Linked DNA regions of Homo sapiens: regions 2 and 3 are each linked to region 1. Evidence: chromatin loops called from intact Hi-C (ENCODE). Cell type or tissue: natural killer cell. All regions are shown on one strand. Each heading gives the region's core, and the rest is flanking DNA. Links, peaks and the distances in the headings are about the cores only. Region 1 has its middle 7.5 kb from the start of LINC00242. Region 2 overlaps LOC124901477 (a long non-coding RNA gene). Region 3 holds the start of LOC124901235.

Region 1 (6,721 bases), core at 629-5,628:
GCTGCGGACGTCAATGTTGGGGTGTCAGTGCTGGGGACGTCAGTGTTGGGGTGTTAGTGCTGGGGGTCTCAGTGTTGGGGATGCCAGTGCCGGAGGTATGAGTGCTGGGGGACTCAGTGTTGGGGGTGTCAGTGCTGGGAGTGTCAGTGCAGGGCTGTCAGTGCTGGAGGTATGAGTGCTGGGGGTCTCAGTGTTGGGGGTCTCAGTGTTGGGGGTGTCAGTGCTGGAGGTATGAGTGCTGGGGGTCTCAGTGTTGGGGGTATCAGTGCTGGGAGTGTCAGTGCAGGGCTGTCAGTGCTGGAGGTATGAGTGCTGGGAGTCTCAGTGTTGGGGGTCTCAGTGTTGGGGGTGTCAGTGCTGGAGGTATGAGTGCTGGGGGTCTCAGTGTTGGGGGTGTCAGTGCTGGGGGTCTCAGTGTTGGGGCTGTCAGTGCTGGAAGTATGAATGCTGGGGGTGTCAGTGCTGGGGGTGTCAGTGCTGGGGGTCTCAGTGTTGGGGGTGTCAGTGCTGGAGGTATAAGTGCTGGGGGTCTCACTGTTGGGGCTGTCAGTGCTGGAGGTATGAGTGCTGGGGGTGTCAGTGCTGGGGGTCTCAGTGTTAGGGGTGTCAGTGCTGGGGGTGTCAGTGTTGGGGGTCTCAGTGCTGGGGGTCTCAGTGTTGGGGCTGTCAGTGCTGGAGGTATGAGTGCTGGCGGTCTCAGTGGTGGGGGTGTCAGTGCTGGGAGTGTCAGTGCCCGGCTGTTAGTGCTGGAGGTATGAGTGCTGGGGGTCTCAGTGGTGGGGGTGTCAGTGCTGGAGGTATGAGTGCTGGGGTTCTCAGTGTTGAGGGTGTCAGTGCTGGAGGTATGAGTGCTGGGGGTCTCAGTGTTGAGGGTGTCAGTGCTGGGAGTGTCAGTGCAGGGCTGTCAGTGCTGGAGGTATGAGTGCTGGGGGTCTCAGTGTTGGGGTGTTCGTGCTGGGAGTGTCAGTGCAGGGCTGTTAGTGCTGGGGACATTAGTGCTGGCAGTGTCAGTGTTGGGGTGTTAGTTGTATGGGTGTCATACCCATACCTGGGGGCATCAGTGCTGGGGGCATCAGTGGTGGGGGGATTAGTGCTGAGGGAGCAATTCTGGTGGGGGGTCAGTGCTGGAGTGTCAGTGATGGGGGCTCAGTACCTGGGTTGTCAGTACCTGGGAGGTCAGTGCTGGGGAAGTCAGTGCTTGGACGTCGGTGCTGGGGGGATCAGTGCTGAGGGAGCTGTGCTGGGGGGTCAGTGCTGGGGATGTCAGTGCTGGGGGGATGAGTGCTGAGGGAGCAGTGCTGGGGGGTCAGTGCTGGGGTGTCAGTGCTGGGGGGATCAGTGCTGAGGGAGCAGTGCTGGGGGGTCAGTGCTGGGGGTGTCAGTGCTGGGGTGTCAGTGTTGGGGGTGTCAGTGCCGGGGGTGCCAGTGCCGGGGGTGTCAGTGCCGAGGGTGTCAGTGCTGGGGGAGTCAGTGCTGGGGGTGTCAGTGCTGTGGAGGTCAGTGCAGGAGATGTACCTGCTGGGGAGGTCGGTCGTATGGGTGTCAGTGCTGTGGTATCAGGGGAGGGGTGCTCATTGCAGGCAGTGGTCAGTGCAAAAAGGGTCAGTGCAGGGGGTCAGTGCTAGAGGGGTCAGTGCTGGGAAGGTCAGTGCTGCAAATGTCATTGATGAGGGGGTCAGTGTAGAGGGCATCAGTGCCGCTGAAGTCACAGCTGCCAGTGTGAGTGCAGAAAATTTAAGTGTTGGGGGTCTATGCTAAGGGGAGTCAGACCTAGGGGTAAGTACATGGGTGTCTGTGGTGTGGAAAGCTCTGTGTCTGTGGAGAGCTCTGTATGTGGAGACCTCTGTGGCGTGGAAAGTTGTGTATGTGGAGAGCTCTGTGTCTGTGGAGAGCTCTGTGGTGTGGACAGCTCTGTGGCCTTGAGAGCTCTGTGTCTGTGGAGAGCTCTGTGGTATAAAGAGTTCTGTGGTGTGAAAAACCGTGTTGTGGAGAGCTCTGTGGTCTGGAAGCTCTGTGTCTGTGGAGAGCTCTGTGTCTGTGGAGAGCTCTGTGTCTGTGGAAAGCTCTTTGGTGTGTTGAGCTCTGTGGTGTCAAGAGCTCTGTGGTGTGGAGAGCTCTGTGTTTGTGGAGACCTCTGCTGTGTGGAGATCTCTGTGGTGTAAAGAGCTCTTTGTATGTGGACAGCTCTGTGGTTTAGAGATCTCTGTGGTGTGGCGAGCTCTGTGTTTGTGGAGAGCTCTCTGTATGTGGAGAGTTCTGTGATGTGGAGAGCTCTGTGTATGTAGAGAGCTCTGTGGTGTGGAGAGCTCTGTGAATGTGGAGAGCTCTGTGTCTGTGGTGAGCTCTGTGTCTGTGGTGAGCTCTGTGTATGTGGAGAGCTCTGTGTCTGTGGTGAGCTCTGTGTCTGTGGTGAGCTCTGTGTATGTGGAGAGCTCTGTGTCTGTGGTGAGCTCTGTGTCTGTGGTGAGCTCTGTGTATGTGGAGAGCTCTGTGTCTGTGGTGAGCTCTGTGTCTGTGGTGAGCTCTGTGTATGTGGAGAGCTCTGTGTCTGTGGTGAGCTCTGTGTCTGTGGTGAGCTCTGTGTATGTGGAGAGCTCTGTGTATGTGGAGAGCTCTGTGGTGTGGAGAGCGCTGTCTGTTGAGGGCTTTGTGTTGTGGAGAGTTCTGTGTATGTGAAGAACTCTGTGGTGTGAAGAGCTCTGTGGTGTGGAGAGCTAGACTCTGTATGTGGAGAGCTCTGTGATGTGGAGAGCTCTGTGGTGTGGAGATCCCTGGGCATGTGGAGAGCTCTGTGGTGGAGATCTCTGTGACTGTGGAGAGCTCTGTTGTGTGGAGAGCTCTGTGTCTGTGGTGAGTTCTGTGTATGTGGAGAGCTCTGTGGTGTGGAGAGCTCTGTGGTGTGGGGAGCTCTGTGTCTGTGGAGTGCTCTGTGTTGTGGAGAGCTTTGTTGGGGAGAGCTCTGTGGTTTGGAGAGCTCTGTGGTGTGAAGTGTTCTGCATATGTGAAGAGCTCTGTAATGTGGAGAGCTCCACGTATGTCAAGAGTTCTGTGTCTATGGAGAACTGTGGTTTGGAGATCTCTGTGGCATGAACAGCTCTGTAGAGCTCTGTTGTGTGGACATCTCTGTGGAGAGCTCTATCTGTGGAAAGCTCTGCATATGTGAAGAGCTCTGTGGTGTGGAGAGTTCTGTGTGTGCAGAGCCTTCTGTGTCTATGGAGAATTCTGTGGTCTGGAGATCTCTGTGGTGTGAACAGCTGTGTGTATGTGGAGTGCTCTGCTGTGCGGACATCTCTGTGGAGAGCTCTATGTCTGTGGAGAGCTCTGTGATATGGAAGTCTCTGTGGTGTGGAGAGCTCTGTGTCTCTGGAGAGCTCTGTGGAGTGTAGAGCGCTCTGTCTGTGGAGAATTCTTTAGTGTGTAGAGCTCTGTGGTGTGGAGAGCCCTGTGTCTATGGAGCACTCTGTGGCAAGTAGAGTTCTGTGGTGTGAAGAACTTTGTGTACACTGAGAGCTGTGTGGTGTGAAGAGCTCTGTTGTGTGGAGAGCGAGTTCTGTGTCTATGGAGAATTCTGTGGTGTGGAGAGCTCTGCGTATGTGAAGAGCTCTGTGTATGTGAAGAGCTCTGTGGTATGAAGAGCTCTGTGTCTGTGGAGATTGCTGTGGTGTGGAGAGTTCTGTGTCAGTAAAGAGCTCTGTGGTGTGGAGACCTCTGTGTATGTGGAGAGCTCTGTGGTGTGAAGAGATCTGTGGAGTGGACACCCCTGTGTCTGTGGAGAGCCCTATGGTGAGGAGAGCGCTGTGGTGTGAAGAGCTCTGTGGTGTGGAGAGTTCTGTGGTGTGGAAAGCTCTGTGTATTTGGAGAATTCTGTGGTCTGGAGAGCTCTGTATTGTAGCGAGCTCTGTGTCTGTGGAGAGCTAAGTGGTGTACAGAGCGCTGTGATGTGGACAGCTCTGGGTATGTGGGGAGTTCCGTGATGTGGGGAGTTCTGTGGTCTGGAGAGCTCGGTGTATGTTGAGAGGTCTGTGCTGTGAAGAGCTCTGAGGCATGAAGAACTTCCTACGTGGAGAGCTCTGTGGTGTGAAGAACTCTGTGATGTGATGTGGGGAGCTCTCTTAATGTGGGGAACTCTGTGGTGTGAAGAGCTCTGTGGTGTGAAGAGCTCCATGTATGTGAAGAGGTTTGTGTCTGTAGAGAGACGTGTGTCTGTAGAGAGAGCTGTGTGTCTGCGGAGAGCTCTGTGGTGTGAAGAACTGTGTGTCTTTGGAGAGCTTTGTGGTGTGGAGAACTGTGTGGTGTGGAGATCTGTGTCTGTAAATAGATCTGTGTCAGTGAAGACCTCTGTGTTGAGGAGATCTCAGTGTCTGTGGAGAGCCCTGTGGTGTGGAGAGCCCTGTGTCTGTGGAGAGCTCTGTGTCTGTGGAGAGCTCTGTGGTATGAGGAACTCTGTGGTGTGAAGAGCTCTGTGGTGTGGAGAGGTCTATGGTGTGGAGACCTCTGTGTCTGTGGAGAGTCTCGTGTCTGTGGAAAGTTCTGTGTCTGTGAAGAGCTCAGTGATGTGGAGACTCTATGTCTGTGAAGAGTTCTTTCTGTGGAGAGCTCAGTGGTATGGAGAGCCCTGTGTCTGTGGAGAGCTGTATGTCTGTGAAGAGCTCTGCGGTGTGGAGAGTTCTGTAGTGTGGATAACTATGTGGTGTGGGGATCTCTGTGTCTGTGGAGAGCTCTGTGGTGTGGTGATCTCTGTGTCTGTGGAGTGTTCCACGGTGTGAAGAGTTCTGTGTTGTAGAGAGCTCTATGGTGTGAAGAGCTCTGTGGTGTGAAGAACTCTCTATCTGGAGAGCTCTGTGGTGTGAAGAGCTCTGTATGTGAAGAATTCTGTGTATGTGGAGGGCTCTCTGTATGTGGAGAACTATGTGGTGTGGAGAGCTCTGTGGTGTGTTGAGCTCTTTGTCTGCAGAGAGCTCTGTGGTGTCAAGAGCTCTGTGTATGTGGTGAGGTTTGTGTCTATGGAGAGCTCCATGTATGTGGAGAGCTCTGTGTCTGTGAAGAGTTCTGTGGTGTGGACAGCTCTGTGGTGTGGAGATCTGTGTCTGTAAATAGATCTGTGTTAGTGGAGAGCTCTGTATTGAGGAGATCTCAGTGTCTGTGGAGAGCCCTGTGGTGTGGAGAGCTCTGCAGTGTGAAGAGCTCCATGGTTTGAAGAGCTCTGTGGTGTGGACAGTCCTGTGTCTGTGGAGAGCTCTGCGTCTGTGGAGAGCTCTGTAGTGTGGATAACTATGTGGTGTGGGGATCTCTGTGTCTGTGGAGAATTCTAAGTCTGTGGAAAGTTCTGTGTCTATGGAGAGGTGTGTGGTCTGAAGAGCTCTGTGGTGGGGAGAGCTCTGCGTCTATGAAGAGCTCTGTGTCTGTGGAGAGTCCTGTGTCTGTGGGGAGTTTTGTATCTGTGGAGAGTTCTATGTCTGTGGAGAACCCAGTGGTGTGGAGAGCCCTGTGTCTGTGAACTCTGCGCTGTGGGGATCTCTGTTTCTGTGGAGAGTTCTGTGGTGTGGCAAGCTCTGTGTCTGTGGAGATCTCTGTTGTATGGAGAGTTGTGTGTCTGGAGAGCTCTGTGTTGGTGGAGAGGTCTGTGAATGTGGCAAGCTCTGTAGTGCAGAGAGCTATGTGGTGTGGGTAGCTCTGTGACTGAGGAGAGTTCTGTGGTGTGGAGATTTCTGTGACTGTTGAGAGTTAAGTGGTGTGGAGAGCTCTGTGTCTGTAAAGAGCTACGTTGTGTGGAGAACTCTGTCTGTGGAGAGCTCTCTGGTGTGGAGAGTTCTGTGTCTTTGGAGAGCTCTGTAGCGTGGAGAGCTCTGTGTCTGTGGAGAATTCTGTGGTCTGGTGAGCTCTGTAGTGTAGAGTGCTCCGTGGTGTGGAGAGTCTTGTGTGGAGATCTGTGTCTATAAATATGTCTGTGTCAGTAGAGAGCTCTGTGTTGAGGAGAGCTCAGTGTCTGTGGAGAGATCTGTGGTGTGGAGAGCTCTGTGTATGTGGAGAGCTCTTTGGTTTGGAAAGCTCTGTGGTGAGGAGATGTCTGTGTCTGTAGAGAGCTCTGCGGTTTGTGGAGCTCTGTGGCTTGTCAAGCTCTGTTGTGTGTAGCTCTGTTGTGTGTAGTGGTCCGTGTCCGCTCAGAGCTCTATGTCTGTGGAGACGTTTATGGAGGCACTGACCCTTTCACAGCACCAGTGTTTACTCCTGAATATGTGGGTATTGGGTCCAGCTCGTGGCCTTCTCTAGCTGTCTTGTGTTCTTCCTTATCTTGTGGCTTAGCAGCCCACAAATGTACTTCCTGGAGAGGAGAATGCAGCCTCCACCAGACCTCTCTAGCTTTCAAATCAAGTGTGGCCTAAAGCTGCCTCCTTGTGTATTTTAATTTCGACCTAAAGCTTTCTCTGTACATCACGAACAGTAACCTAAATGGAATTGTAAACAGACCGTAGCCTACTCTTGTGCCAATCGCTGAGTTTTGGCCAATCTAAGGTGGCCAGCTCTTCAACCATGTTCAACTACTGCAAACCCCAAGCTTAACAAATCTGGCTGTTTCCGTACCTCATTTCCATTTTCTGTACATCTCTTTCCTTTTTCGGTCTTAAATTTTCTTCCACCACATGGCTGTGCTGGAGTCTCTGAGTCCACTCTGGGTCGGGAGGCTGCCTGATTTGTGAATCACTCTTTGCTCAGTTAAACT
Region 2 (6,021 bases), core at 1-5,000, 640 kb before region 1:
ACCCACATCCCTAGTTCCAGGGCCCTTAAACTCACTTCACGTTGAAGCCATTCTATAGTAGATAACTCCCATAGTGGATAACTTCTGTAATAGATAACTTTCATGTCTCTCCCCAGTGAATGTAGCCTACACGACCCACTGGTTCTATCCTACTGATGTGGATTGTGTTGTGGGAAGAATGTTGACTGGCAGCAGGTAACTCTAATAGGCGAGTCCTCTCCAGGCTGGAGCAGAGTGAGACACCCTTGGTCACACACCCAAATTTAAGTCATGCCGTGCACTCCGAGCTGGAGGAGACACAGCCCTCAGCTCCAGTCGGCAGGACTAAGCCATGCTCTGTTGGGCTGAGGCATCCGTCACGTCATTAAGTAAGCTACTGGGAAATCCAGTAAGGATGTTTCTCTGCCTTTTAAATTTTTAAATATGAACAAGGGACATAAAGCCTGCGTTTGTTTCTGAATTGTAGTGTGTTTTCTCCAGGAATTAATTCAAGGAGTAAAAATCTTCCACCGAGACATACGTCAAAATACCAGTAAGGAAGGAATGCTCATATTCTACTTCAGGAACTTTGAAAATGCGTCCCAAACGATAGCTTAACAGGCTTCAGAGTGCAGCGGCTCAGCCTGGACTCCGCAGATCACCCTTGGGTCTGGCTGAGGATGTGTGGGGTAGCTGACGCAACGCCGTTATTCCGGCAATTACAAATCCATCTGCTCCTGGGGCAGCTGTGTGCTGGCTTGGCTGAATTGTTTGCATGAAACCAAACAGAAAAAGTGTTACAGTTGAGTCCAACTTGCAGGCGTGACAGTGACTTCGCTAGCACCCTCCCGGAAGGCATTTCCACACTTCTGTTCAGGGCCTGTCAGAGAGGGCGCAGAATAGCGGGCAGGCCATTTCCACCGGGAGCTTTGCCTTTGCAGTTCAGCACCGCGCCCGCGTAGGACGGAGGGTGGGACAGAGGCTGTCTTCACTCCAGGCTCTGACTTCCATTAAAAAAAAAACAAAAAACAAAAAACACTCACAGGTTTCCTTTCTTAGAAGCAAAGTCCTGATACACAAGTGTCTATCCTGGTCTGTGTTCCTCGAGGCCTCAGCAGCTGGCCCCAATTCTCCTTCTCAGAAGGGACTTCTGGGCCCAGCAGAGGCTTCACCTCAGCCCACAAAACCCACCCTTGTTTTCAGAAGCACCAAGGGTCCCGCAGAGCGCAGTGCAGCAGGTGGGCAGAGCGAGGGGCTCACCCTCCCACCGCCGGGCTGCAGTGGCTTCGCAGCAGAGCGCCAAGCAGCAGGAACCTCTGGAGCTGAATGAACGGTACAGCACAGGCGCTGCCTGGGACCCTGAATGCCGTCCAGAGGGGCTGCTGTCTCAGGATCCCACAGCTGCAGGTCTGGGCCCGGCTCAAAGGGCTTTCCATCAGGAACAGCCCAAGTGGGCTGCAGCCTCTCTGTGGCAGGGAGGGCGTGAGGCCGTCGGGGTCAAGGAGGATGTGGTGTGAGGTGTCTGACTCAGCCCTGAGCTGCCCCCAGGAAGGCACACGGCAGCCAGGCCTGAGGGGACAGAGTCGAGGGCGGACTGTGGGCAAACCTGGCACGGATGGCAACAATGGTAGGCGTCGTGAGGCAGGGCCATGCCAGGAGAAAAACCAGGGAGCCAGGGAGACCTCGTCTGAAGAAGCTGCCAGGGAAGGTAGACTTGAAACTTTGCATTTTCCCTTTGGCTTTGATGACAGGAAACAACTTTACCTGTTGAGCTGGTGCCTTTTCTGTAAGCAAGTTCTCAAAGCCCTTCCAAGTGTTTTCCGCCACCTGGACTGAGGCTTCTGCCCCAGCTTTGACAGCCAGGCATCATTAGCAGGGATATTAATGTTTTGTCAGGGCTGTTCTATGAGATTCCGGGTGCCGGGTGTCCTCCAGACCAGACCCACCTGTGGGACTCAGCGCTGTAGCCCCTACTCCTAAGAAGCAAGTCTGAAGAGGGCCGTTCTGCCAGGCAGTGGCAGAAGCCTTGGCAGGTGCCTCTGCACCTGCCCAGTGGAGAGGCTGAGCTATGTCAAGAGGGTGGCAGGGCTGCTCCTCCACTGTGCGTCCTCGCTGACCGAGGGTGTGTTTCACAGCGGTGATGGGTGCTGACTGAGGATGTTTCACAGCGGTGACGGGTGCCAACTGACTGAGGGTGTTTCACAGGGGTGATGGGTGAGACTGACTGAGGGTGTGTTTCACAGCGGTGATGGGTGAGACTGACTGAGGGTGTGTTTCGCAGCGGTGACAGGTGCCGACTGACTGAGAAGTCCTACAAGCCTTCTGCTCTGAGCCCAGGCCTAGCTGCCAGGTGTCAAATCAGCTCATACTCGGGGCGTTTCTGAGCTGCTCCTTGGCCAGGCAGAGCTGCGGGCCCGTCAGCATTCACAGGGCACCCCAGAGGCGCCAGGCACAGCCTTATGACCCAGCATTTTGTTCAACATGGCTCTCTTCTTGCTTCTCACTCTATCTGGCTCTGGAAGGGAATTCTACATGAAGAAGAAAGCATAGGTGGTTGTGCAAGTCAGGTGATGACTTCTGTTGTCCGTTCTCCATCCCAGCCCTGCAGCTCATCAGCGTGCTCTTCTCTCTAGGCTGACAGCCTCTCGGATCCAAGGTACGTACAAATGCAAGGCCCGATTCAGGACCAAAAAGCACTCTGATGGCTTGGAAGAGTGGCTCGTTTCTGAGGTGGAGGCACAGAAGTCTGGAGGGACTCTGTGTGTGGAAACTCCTGTCAGGGCAGCTGCCCGTGTTCCCCAAGCACACGTTGTACACAGAGAAAGCCGTGTGGGCTCTGAGGCCCTCCAGACAACAGAACAGGTTGCCTGCCCAGTTTTGTCATTTGGTGGCTCCTGCCAGGCCACAGGGCCCAGGGGGAGCCCAAGAGCCCTCTTCCCACAGTGTAGGGCCTGGCAGCTACCCCTTCCCAGGGACTGCGCTATCTTGGTGGTTTTCTCCTGGCCCCGCTGGACTGTGCTGAGGTGACAGTGAGGCAGGGAGGCACACCTGGGACGGGGGCCTTCTAGCAAAGAGACAACTGGTGTCCCATACTTCTAGCAGGTCCGCATCCTGGCAGAATGTCCTGAAGACAGGAATGGAAATTCCCTCAGAACATCTCCGTTGTCTGGGCTCTCCCATCTCCACGGTAACACTCCAGGATGGTCTGTAATCAGGAGGGGGCTGGGTTGCCATGATTCAGGTCTGAAGCCACTCCCAGAGCGGGAAAAGCCTCTGAGGATTCTGGAGGTCACACCTGCCCAAGCCCGTTCCTCCACTCTGACAATGGGGTCCCTGGGAGGTGGCCCTGGGAGCCAGATTCTTAAGGGAAGAGCCAGGGTGAGAAGCTCTGAACTCTTGAGGGAGAATCTGTGCCTGCTCTGCTTGGCAGGGCTGAGTACACCCCCAGGGCCTAATGAGAAACGCCCTTGACGGATGAATGATGAAGGAGGAATCACAAACCAGCTAATGGCCATGTGCTGTGTGAGCCTTTTCCAAATTCTAGACTTGCTCTACCATTGACGGCCACTTCCAAGCTTATAGGGCCCTGCCTTTGCGAGTAACCACACATGCGTTGTTTCACGTCTGCATGATTGTATCCATAGAATAAATTCATAGGAATAGAATTGTTAATAGAATTGCTCGACCAGGTTTCACATGCATTTGCCATGCGATGGATGTGGCCAGTTTTCTGTTCTTCGAAGAGATGGGCTTTATGTAGCCTTCACAACACACAAGAACTGACTGCCCACACCCTGGCCCTGAGCAGGGCTTTGTGAGCAGGTTGAGCATTTTCTTCATGCGGTTAAGAGTGCCTTATATTTTGTTTTCTGTGAACTCAGTTGAAATCCTTTGCTTCTTTTTACTTATTGACTTACTGGTCTCTTTCTTATTGATTTAAATATTTGGAAATGACTGTTTCTGGTATTAATTGCAAATTTCTTTTTCAGCTTGTTATTATCTTTCAATTGACTCGTGGTGGTGTTTCATTCTAGGCAGAAGGTTTTATTTTTGTGTCATCATATTTCTTAGCATTATTATGGCTTCTGGATTTTGTCTTGTGTTTAGATCTTCCCTACTCCAATGTCATAAAAAATTCTCCCATGGTCTCCTCTTTGCTTCTTTTCTTCCTTTTTTTTTTTTCTTTCTGGGAGTTACACCTTTGCTCTATTTGGAATTAATTTTGGTGAAGTATAGAACCAACTTCATAGTTTTTCCAGGAGACTACCTAGTCAACATCATTATATGAATATCCTGTTTCCCCTCATGATTTGAATGTCTTTGTCTTATAATTTGCAGTATTTTGAGGTCTATTTCTATGCTTTCTAATTATTTATTTGCCAGTAACATATTTTTAAATGGACATAGCTTTAAATGGAATTTTATAATATGTTTTGAGATCTGATAGTAATAGTTTCTCTATTATTTGTTTTTTCTTTTAGGTTTGTCTTATGTATTCTTAAATATTTCCTTACACAAATTTAGATTTAGCCTGTCTGGTTTTTAAAAAGTTAGCCTTTTAACTGGGATTGTATCATATGTGCAGAGACTAACTTTGCAAAAATTGAAAGTCTGTATACCTGCTTGGCTTCTGCCCCGTCTGTGCACATCCCTCCGAGGCAGGGCCGTTTTCACATTTCTTGCTAACCTTGTTGAATTATATTTTTGCATATTTGTTTGCAATTGCTCCTTCAGGGTTATCCAGATGCACAATAAAATAATCTATAAGTAATCATCACTTTCTCTGCTCCTTTCTCATTTTTGCACTCCCAGTTTCTGTGCCTTAATTGCATGAGATGTGCCTGCAAAGCAGTGAGAGAATGCAGCCTGGAAACTCTGAGTGTCTTGGCCTCCTCATGGCTGTAGGGAATGGTCAGGATGAGGCAGAGGTCATTTATCCTGTAAAAGAACTATTCATTCCTTCCCATTTTATCATGAACATTTCAGTCTCTACTTCAAAACACAGAGGAGGATGTTGACTTCCATCCACTGTTTGCCAGCATTTCTAGGGCTGGTCATACTGTTTTTCTCTTTTGCTCTATTAAATGGTGATTTATATTAATAGACCCAATACTGAGTCATTGCTACTTGCACTGGGCAGAACAACCCACCCTTAGTCGTGGTGTGTAATTCTCAACATGCCGCTGCGTTTCATTTGCTCATATTTTATTGGGCCTCTTTATATTGTTATTGACACATTAGGTTGGTTGGTAGTTGTTTTTTTTTTTTTTTTTTTTTTAAGCTGGTCTCTTTGGTGGCAATGTCATGCTGGCCTGACAAAAAAATGTGGAAGCTTTCCTTCTATTTTTGTTTGGAGAAGCTTAAATACTGTTGGACTAGATGGGAAATGGTACAGCTGAAAACTGACATTTTCCATTCTTTAGCCAAGTAACCTTGAAACAGGTCTTTTAATGTATCTCTGCCAGAAATTAAAATATATATCAGACATTATGAAGAAATTTCAATTTTATTTCAGGTGAGATAATAAAGTGTAAGAGCTGGAGTTTGGTAAAAGCCCAGGGCAGACGTCCCTAAATCCGTTTCGTGCCCAACATACATTTGTCAGTTAATTCAAAAGCTGTCTGAAGGCCAGATTTTAATCATATTTAGGAAACACTCTTGATGCTTCAAAGCTGCAATGACGAATGATACAGAAAACTACAATTCAGTGAGGGACAAAGTCCCTGTTTTTAAGGAGAGTAGCGTCCTATAGAACAAGGGGTCTCATGGGCCTGACCGTGCCCTGGACAGACCTGTGGTGACCCCGCAGCGCGCCTTGCAGGGGCCGGTGGGAGCTGGACTTTTGAAAGGGTAGAATCAAGGCCACGAGGGGTCGCCAGCCTGGGAGGACCCAGGAAGGGGAAGGACAGTGCCACCCGTGCTCACTGTGACGGAGGGATTCTGCTGAGCTCGGGAAGGCTGCACTCCTAAAATGGCCAGTGAGACCCAGGCTCCTGACGGAGGACGGGTCACTTTTACAAGGAAACTTTTAAAACAGATTTT
Region 3 (6,721 bases), core at 288-5,287, 660 kb before region 1:
CAACACGAAGGGGTAAATGGTGTGGGTGTCAGTCAGTCAGGCTGTAAATGGTGTGGGTGTCAGTCAGTCAGGCTGTAAATGGTGTGTGTGTCAGTCAGTCAGGCTGTAAATGGTGTGGGTGTCAGTCAGGCTGTAAATGGTGTGGGTGTCAGTCAGTCAGGCTGTAAATGGTGTGGGTGTCAGTCAGGCTGTAAATGGTGTGGGTGTCAGTCAGTCAGGCTGTAAAGGGTGTGGGTGTCAGTCAGTCAGGCTGTAAATGGTGGGGGTGTCAGTCAGTCAGGCTGTAAAGGGTGTGGGTGTCAGTCAGTCAGGCTGTAAATGGTGTGGGTGTCAGTCAGGCTGTAAATGGTGTGGGTGTCAGTCAGTCAGGCTGTAAATGGTGTGGGTGTCAGTCAGCCTGTAAATGGTGTGGGTGTCAGTCAGTCAGGCTGTAAAGGGTGTGGGTGTCAGTCAGTCAGGCTGTAAATGGTGTGGGTGTCAGTCAGTCAGGCTGTAAAGGGTGTGGGTGTCAGTCAGGCTGTAAATGGTGTGGGTGTCAGTCAGCCTGTAAATGGTGTGGGTGTCAGTCAGTCAGGCTGTAAACGGTGTGGGTGTCAGTCAGTCAGGCTGTAAATGGTGTGGGTGTCAGTCAGTCAGGCTGTAAACGGTGTGGGTGTCAGTCAGTCAGGCTGTAAATGGTGTGGGTGTCAGTCAGGCTATAAATGGTGTGGGTGTCAGTCAGTCAGGCTGTAAACGGTGTGGGTGTCAGTCAGGCTGTAAATGGTGTGGGTGTCAGTCAGGCTGTAAATGGTGTGGGTGTCAGTCAGTCAGGCTGTAAATGGTGTGGGTGTCAGTCAGGCTATAAATGGTGTGGGTGTCAGTCAGGCTGTAAATGGTGTGGGTGTCAGTCAGTCAGGCTGTAAATGGTGTGGGTGTCAGTCAGTCAGGCTGTAAATGGTGTGGGTGTCAGTCAGGCTATAAATGGTGTGGGTGTCAGTCAGTCAGGCTGTAAATGGTGTGGGTGTCAGTCAGTCAGGCTGTAAATGGTGTGGGTGTCAGTCAGGCTGTAAATGGTGTGGGTGTCAGTCAGGCTATAAATGGTGTGGGTGTCAGTCAGTCAGGCTGTAAACGGTGTGGGTGTCAGTCAGTCAGGCTGTAAATGGTGTGGGTGTCAGTCAGGCTGTAAACGGTGTGGGTGTCAGTCAGGCTGTAAATGGTGTGGGTGTCAGTCAGGCTATAAATGGTGTGGGTGTCAGTCAGTCAGGCTGTAAATGGTGTGGGTGTCAGTCAGTCAGGCTGTAAAGGGTGTGGGTGTCAGTCAGGCTGTAAATGGTGTGGGTGTCAGTCAGCCTGTAAATGGTGTGGGTGTCAGTCAGTCAGGCTGTAAACGGTGTGGGTGTCAGTCAGTCAGGCTGTAAATGGTGTGGGTGTCAGTCAGTCAGGCTGTAAACGGTGTGGGTGTCAGTCAGTCAGGCTGTAAATGGTGTGGGTGTCAGTCAGGCTGTAAATGGTGTGGGTGTCAGTCAGTCAGGCTGTAAATGGTGTGGGTGTCAGTCAGTCAGGCTGTAAATGGTGTGGGTGTCAGTCAGTCAGGCTGTAAATGGTGTGGGTGTCAGTCAGTCTATAAATGGTGTGTGTGTCAGTCAGTCAGTCTGTAAACGGTGTGTGTGTCAGTCAGGCTGTAAATGGTGTGGGTGTCAGTCAGTCAGGCTGTAAATGGTGTGGGTGTCAGTCAGTCAGCCTGTAAATGGTGTGGGTGTCAGTCAGTCAGGCTGTAAACGGTGTGGGTGTCAGTCAGTCAGGCTGTAAATGGTGTAGGTGTCAGTCAGTCAGGCTGTAAATGGTGTGGGCGTCAGTCAGTCAGGCTGTAAATGGTGTATCAGTCAGGTTGTACATGGTGTGGGTATCAGGCTGTAGGAAAACTGTTAGGAAAGCGATGACTCCATTGCAATGCTGTGTACATAGTTTTCATGTTGGCAGATGTTTGAATAAAAATGGTCTATTCTAGGAAATATTTTTCTATTAACAACCATCTCATTACTTCACGGCATATACAAGCTATTATAGGGATAATTTCTTGTAGACAAAAACCCAGTTGTTCCTGAAATGGTATTTTATAGGGTTTAGGATGCAGGATTCAGGCAGCCCACCTGGAATATGCTGTGTGAGGAACAAAAGATCCAGCTGCTCAGACTTATTGCTGCAAAAACATTAACCAAAATGAGCAGAAACAGCTACCAAAACATCATTTGAAGAGTTTCAGGCAAAATATTGTTCTACAACAGTGGCTAAGTCACAGGCAATATTATATCAAGCATAAAATCTTTACTAGCCTCCTAATAACAGCCTCCAGCCACCATTTTAGAGATTTATCTGAGTGAATGCACTCATTTCACGTAGACGAGGGGCTAGAGATACCTGTGGGAATGGCCAGTGCAGTTGCTCTCGTTAAAGCAAAGTCAGTTTCACGGGAAAAGTTCAGGAAACTCGGCTGCCTATAGAAATCCCTGTGGATCCACTCCAGCTACTAGCTTCAGTTTCTCACATCTTGACGTATCCACCCATTCACAACAGCGTCCCCGTCTCCCTCTTTCTCCTTCAAGATGGCTCCGCCTGGTGAAGGCCTATCAGTCAGCCTCGGAATCTCGCTTGCAGCCTCACCCTCTGGCTGCAGAGCTGTGCTGGGAGCACATAATCGGGGAGTGGGTGAGAGAAGGGGGAGCTCCGGGCCCTTCTGGGGCCTTGGTGACACCCAGTCAGCTTGTGGAAAGCAGGATCAGAGGCCTCAAGCCAAGGAACTGTGAAAAAAGGACCCAGTGGGATGTGAATTCCACAAACGCCTTCTGTAATGTAGGAAGGGAGACACCTTTTGTCTTGTTACCCCTATGGTGGCTTGGGGCCACCTTGTGAAAGTTCAAGCTCACTCACCTTTGCAGATGATGCCGCAGCCAACACAGTCCTCCACACCTTGGGCCCCCTCCACCACCAGCAGGTGTGAATTCCCGTCCTCTGAGGGCAGTTATGGGGCTGAGCAGCAGAAGGCCAGGGCGCTGGCCCCTTTGATCTCTGACACTCCTCAGGGCCATTTGTGAGCAGAGTGGGAGGAAGGTGGAGAGGCCCTACTTCTCAGCCAGGTGTTGATGGCTTAGCTCCATGAATCCCTGAGTTCACAAAGGAGGAAGGCAGGAGCCAGCCCTGTGAAGCACAGACCGGCCTGCACGGTGTTGATGGTCTCTCAGGGCGTGGGCGGGGAAACCCCCTAACTCTCCCAGAGAGAGGAGGGGTGAGGGCCAAACCTCCTGTTTCACACTTTAACACTCTTGTTTTATGTGGGAACCTCTCTCTCTTACAGCTTTGTTTTTTAACCATTCATGGGCTCTCATGAGTACACTGGTGGGGATTTGTGAGGGAAGGAATCCAAAAAGGTCCTTCAATCCAGCCTGCTGCCTCTTGGCAGAACCACACTTCTCAGGGATCTGGGGCTGAGGCGAGTCAGACGGCGGGTGCAGAGCAGCACGGTGCCCCCTTCCTCAAGTGGGAGGCTTGAGAACCTGCTGGCTGCCCCAGTCGGCCGCACGGAGGGGAGAGGGCATGGGAACTGCACATAGCTATAGGATCAGGCTCAGGCATCTGGGGTGCGGGTGAACTGTGTGAACCCAGTGCTGCTCACAAGACACCCAGGGCTACCCTGTGAGGGGTTCAGAAAGACAGGCAGGCTGCTTTGGCCTGGGTGACAAAGAATTTGGGCCTCTAAGCAAAACGATAGGAAAAAGGCTGCTTTCCTCTTGCAGGCTGAAAAATACCATTGAAAAGGGGCCCCTTTTCTCCTCCTGCCCTGATAAGTTTTCCCACAGTCTACCATGGAGGGTCTCATGAGCCTGGCTGAGGTCCCCAGAAGCCTCCTCTCCTTGCACCCCTGACTGCCCCCTCCACTATAACTATATTTCCTGCAAAGCCCACCCCATGCTGATTTGTAACTTGCTTCCATTTCTATAAAAATCTGGGTGCAGGGGGCAGAGTGATTGGTACCTGTGCCAGCCCCCTCCTCCCAGTTGTCCCTAGAGCTAGACCCTCTTCAAGAAGAACACCTGAGTCCTTCTCCCAGGCTGGGCCGGGGCAGGCAGGTGCTGATCCAGGAAGACACCTGTGGTTGTCCTCGAAGCCACATTGCTCTGGCCAAGGCCACTGGTCACTGAGCTGGGCTTCCCCTTCAACCAGACAACCTCAGCACGGGGGCCAGCATGCAGCCAATGCCTCTCCTTACCGACTGGGTGTCACCCTCCCCTGGTCCCGACAAGCCTCCCCAGACCAGGCCCAGCCTCCACAGCCTCCCCAGACCAGGCCCAGCCTCCCCAGACCAGGCCCAGCCTCCGCAGCCTCCGCAGCCGCTTCTTCCCTCCGCTCTTCCACTTCTCACCAGTCCCTCCAGGTCCAGCTCAGGCACCGCTTCTGCCCCTCCCGCCCCTGCCTGCTGAGCACCTCCCCTGACTGCCCCAGGCAGGCCTTGTTCCCTGGCTCCTTTGGAGATGAGTTGTTGGTGAACGTTACAGCTAACGTCTGTGTGGCCATCACCACTTTATGCACCCAGATGATCTCACCATCCCCACACCAGAGTGTGTGCGTGGCTAGGTGCTTTGCAATGTTCGCTGATTGGAGGCCTCCGTTCCAAACACGCCCGATGTGGAGGTCACCGTTCCAAACACGCCCGATGTGGAGGTCACCGTTCCAAACCTGCCCGATGCTCCAGGTGGACCCCCTGGTTGTGAGGGGTGCCCGGCGAGCTCTGAGCCTGCCCACCAGGGCCAGTGAAGGTTATGGCACAGCACCAGCCCCCTCCCCATCACTTCCCCCTCGCTGGCTTCTGCCTCAGTTTTCTCCCACTTCTGTCCTCCTCAGAGCCTTGGTCTGGGCAGTGTTCTGTCAACACCTACATGAGCAGCTCCAGCCCAGCAGACATCCAGTCTCTCCATAAAAGGAGCTGGCACCTGCTCCTCACGATGGGCACGTGGCCCCCCCTATTTCAGAGACTATGAAGGTAGGCGGGAGTTGAATGGCTAGCTCTTGAGCAGCTCCTATGTGGTAGGCCCAGATCCCAGCCCAAGCAGCCCCAAGGCAGGAATGCAGGTCCCTTAGGGATCCAAGCTCCATTTCCCTTCCTGCTTTGACTCCAGGGCTTCCACTCCCAGGACCTCTCACTGCTGAGAATCTCATTTCAGAGTGACTGCTGGGTTGAGGGGCATTATGTAAATGCTTTGATAATAACATGTAAGGTGTGGGGGGGACGGAGGGAGGAGGAAGAGCTAAAGGGTGCTCTGTGGTGTCTGCACATCCTGGTGCTGCTGGTCTGTGCTTGTTACCCCCTCTCTTTGTAGGACTTCCTGGTTTGTATGATACACACAGCCTACTTTTAAAAAGCCACCCGAAGTCCTACAAACACCACGGTTGATGCTCATTGGTGGACTTACCTTGTGGCCACAACCAGCTGCAGGGAGGTGGAAGGTGGGGGCTGGCCTGGGCTCCTGGCCTTGACCGTCTTCAGGAGTCTCGGTGACTGGGGCTGTGGCCGGACCACCTGCTGGATGGTGGTTTCCATTTTGTCTGCCTGGTCCTCTCCACAGGGCAGCCGTCGGGTGACCAGCTTTGCTGTGCCAGCAGTGGTCAGGGCTGGTCCCAGGACCCAGGAGCCTGTGTCACCAAGCAGCCGGCCCTAGCCAGCCTGGGACTTTCTGGAGGATGTGTGCCAGCATCTCTCAGAGGACACTTTCTTCCTCTCCAGGAGCCTCAGCCCCTTCCCACTTCCTTCAGCTCCCAGACTCAGGTCCACCTCCACCCTGCTCTGCACCTGGGGAACAGCGAGGAGTGGGAGGCTGGGCCGGGCACCCCCAGCTCCGTTCCTGGGCCCCAGCCCCAAGCACCGCTTGGCTCCCATGGCCCTTGCTACTCACTCTGGGCCTGGCACCTCTACAGCCTCTTTTCCAAGCCCTCCCTCAGCCCCTGCCACCCGACGTGTGTCTGCTCCCCAGGACGGGACTTGGCTCTCACTTCTCTGCCTGCCGGCATCTCCCACCCTTCCCATGTCTCCGTCCTGAGCTGCCTCTTTCTCGTGCTCATCCTGGGCAGTGAGGTCATGGACCTGAGTGTGCCTGTCCTTTCTGCATTCCCTGCGGTGCAGCGCGGTGTGTGGCTTTTTATCCGAGTGCACCTGTTCCCCTGCATTCCTGGGTGGCGTTCTTCTCCTTTCCCTTCTTGGACCTTCAAAGCACGATTCTTCAGGTTCTTTCCAGGTCTTCGGGCCAGATCTGTGGAATCGTACTGTGATTTCTCAGAAGCTTTGTTTCATAAGACTGTTGGTTGTGTTAAAGGAGCATGATCTGTGAAGGTCGGTGACAAAAGAGGAAAGTGAAGGGAAGGGCACCCTGACACATGGCTCCTGAGAGGGGCATCCCCTCGGCAGCTGCAGAAGTGAGTGAGCGTAACTCCACTGCGAAGGGGTCTCAGCGTCTCTGAGCGGAGCTCCCCCAGCGCAGTTCCCCCAGCGCCACCTTGAAGGCGTGAGGGGCATGGGGTCAGGGGGTGAGGAGGGGCCCTTTGGCCTATTTGTGGGTGGACAGGAGCATGCTGAGAAGCCCCTTCCTGCATCTTTTTCTGTCTTCTGGTCATCACCAGGGGAGGGAGAGGGTGCTGGCCACAAACCACTTGATGCTGGGGGCTAACGGGAGCAGGTGTGGAGAGGGAAGCCCAT

What was found. Peaks named below come from ENCODE experiments on the same cell type or tissue, not always from the same donor. Only the 100,000 strongest peaks of a DNase experiment are listed, where the experiment ranks them.
Region 2: it touches region 1 in a loop (14-fold over the local background); 1 of 110 quality-filtered maps calls a loop at or near these places.
Region 3: a loop joins it to region 1, with 4 times the contacts of the local background. A loop is called at or near these places in 1 of 110 quality-filtered maps.

What each region holds. Positions count from the first base shown.
Region 1 is chr6:169,802,920-169,809,640 of GRCh38, reverse strand. No RefSeq gene overlaps it. Among named protein-coding and RNA genes, the nearest start is that of LINC00242, 7.5 kb to the right of the region's middle. In natural killer cell, for the core only: no CTCF peak of the experiment used is centred there; DNase peaks (open chromatin) are centred at 2,160, 2,690 and 4,010; H3K27ac peaks cover 849 bases.
Region 2 is chr6:170,440,466-170,446,486 of GRCh38, reverse strand. It overlaps LOC124901477 (a long non-coding RNA gene), which reads left to right. Exons shown (of 2, transcript XR_007059900.1): 2 at 117-4,756. It overlaps LOC107986676 (a long non-coding RNA gene), which reads right to left. Exons shown (of 2, transcript XR_001744494.3): 2 at 5,467-6,021. Among named protein-coding and RNA genes, the nearest start is that of PSMB1, 110 kb to the left of the region's middle. RefSeq lists a silencer at 2,364-2,594 and an enhancer at 5,915-6,021. In natural killer cell, for the core only: no CTCF peak of the experiment used is centred there; a DNase peak (open chromatin) is centred at 2,256; H3K27ac peaks cover 3,732 bases.
Region 3 is chr6:170,461,111-170,467,831 of GRCh38, reverse strand. LOC124901235 reads left to right here and starts at 4,718. Exons shown (of 3, transcript XM_047419615.1): 1 at 4,718-4,790; 2 at 4,919-5,014; 3 at 5,598-6,721. The coding sequence starts at 4,718. The coding sequence ends at 6,349. It overlaps LOC124901476 (a long non-coding RNA gene), which reads left to right. Exons shown (of 2, transcript XR_007059899.1): 1 at 1-1,588; 2 at 1,798-1,991. In natural killer cell, for the core only: no CTCF peak of the experiment used is centred there; DNase peaks (open chromatin) are centred at 2,961 and 3,241; H3K4me3 peaks cover 1,547 bases; H3K27ac peaks cover 3,736 bases.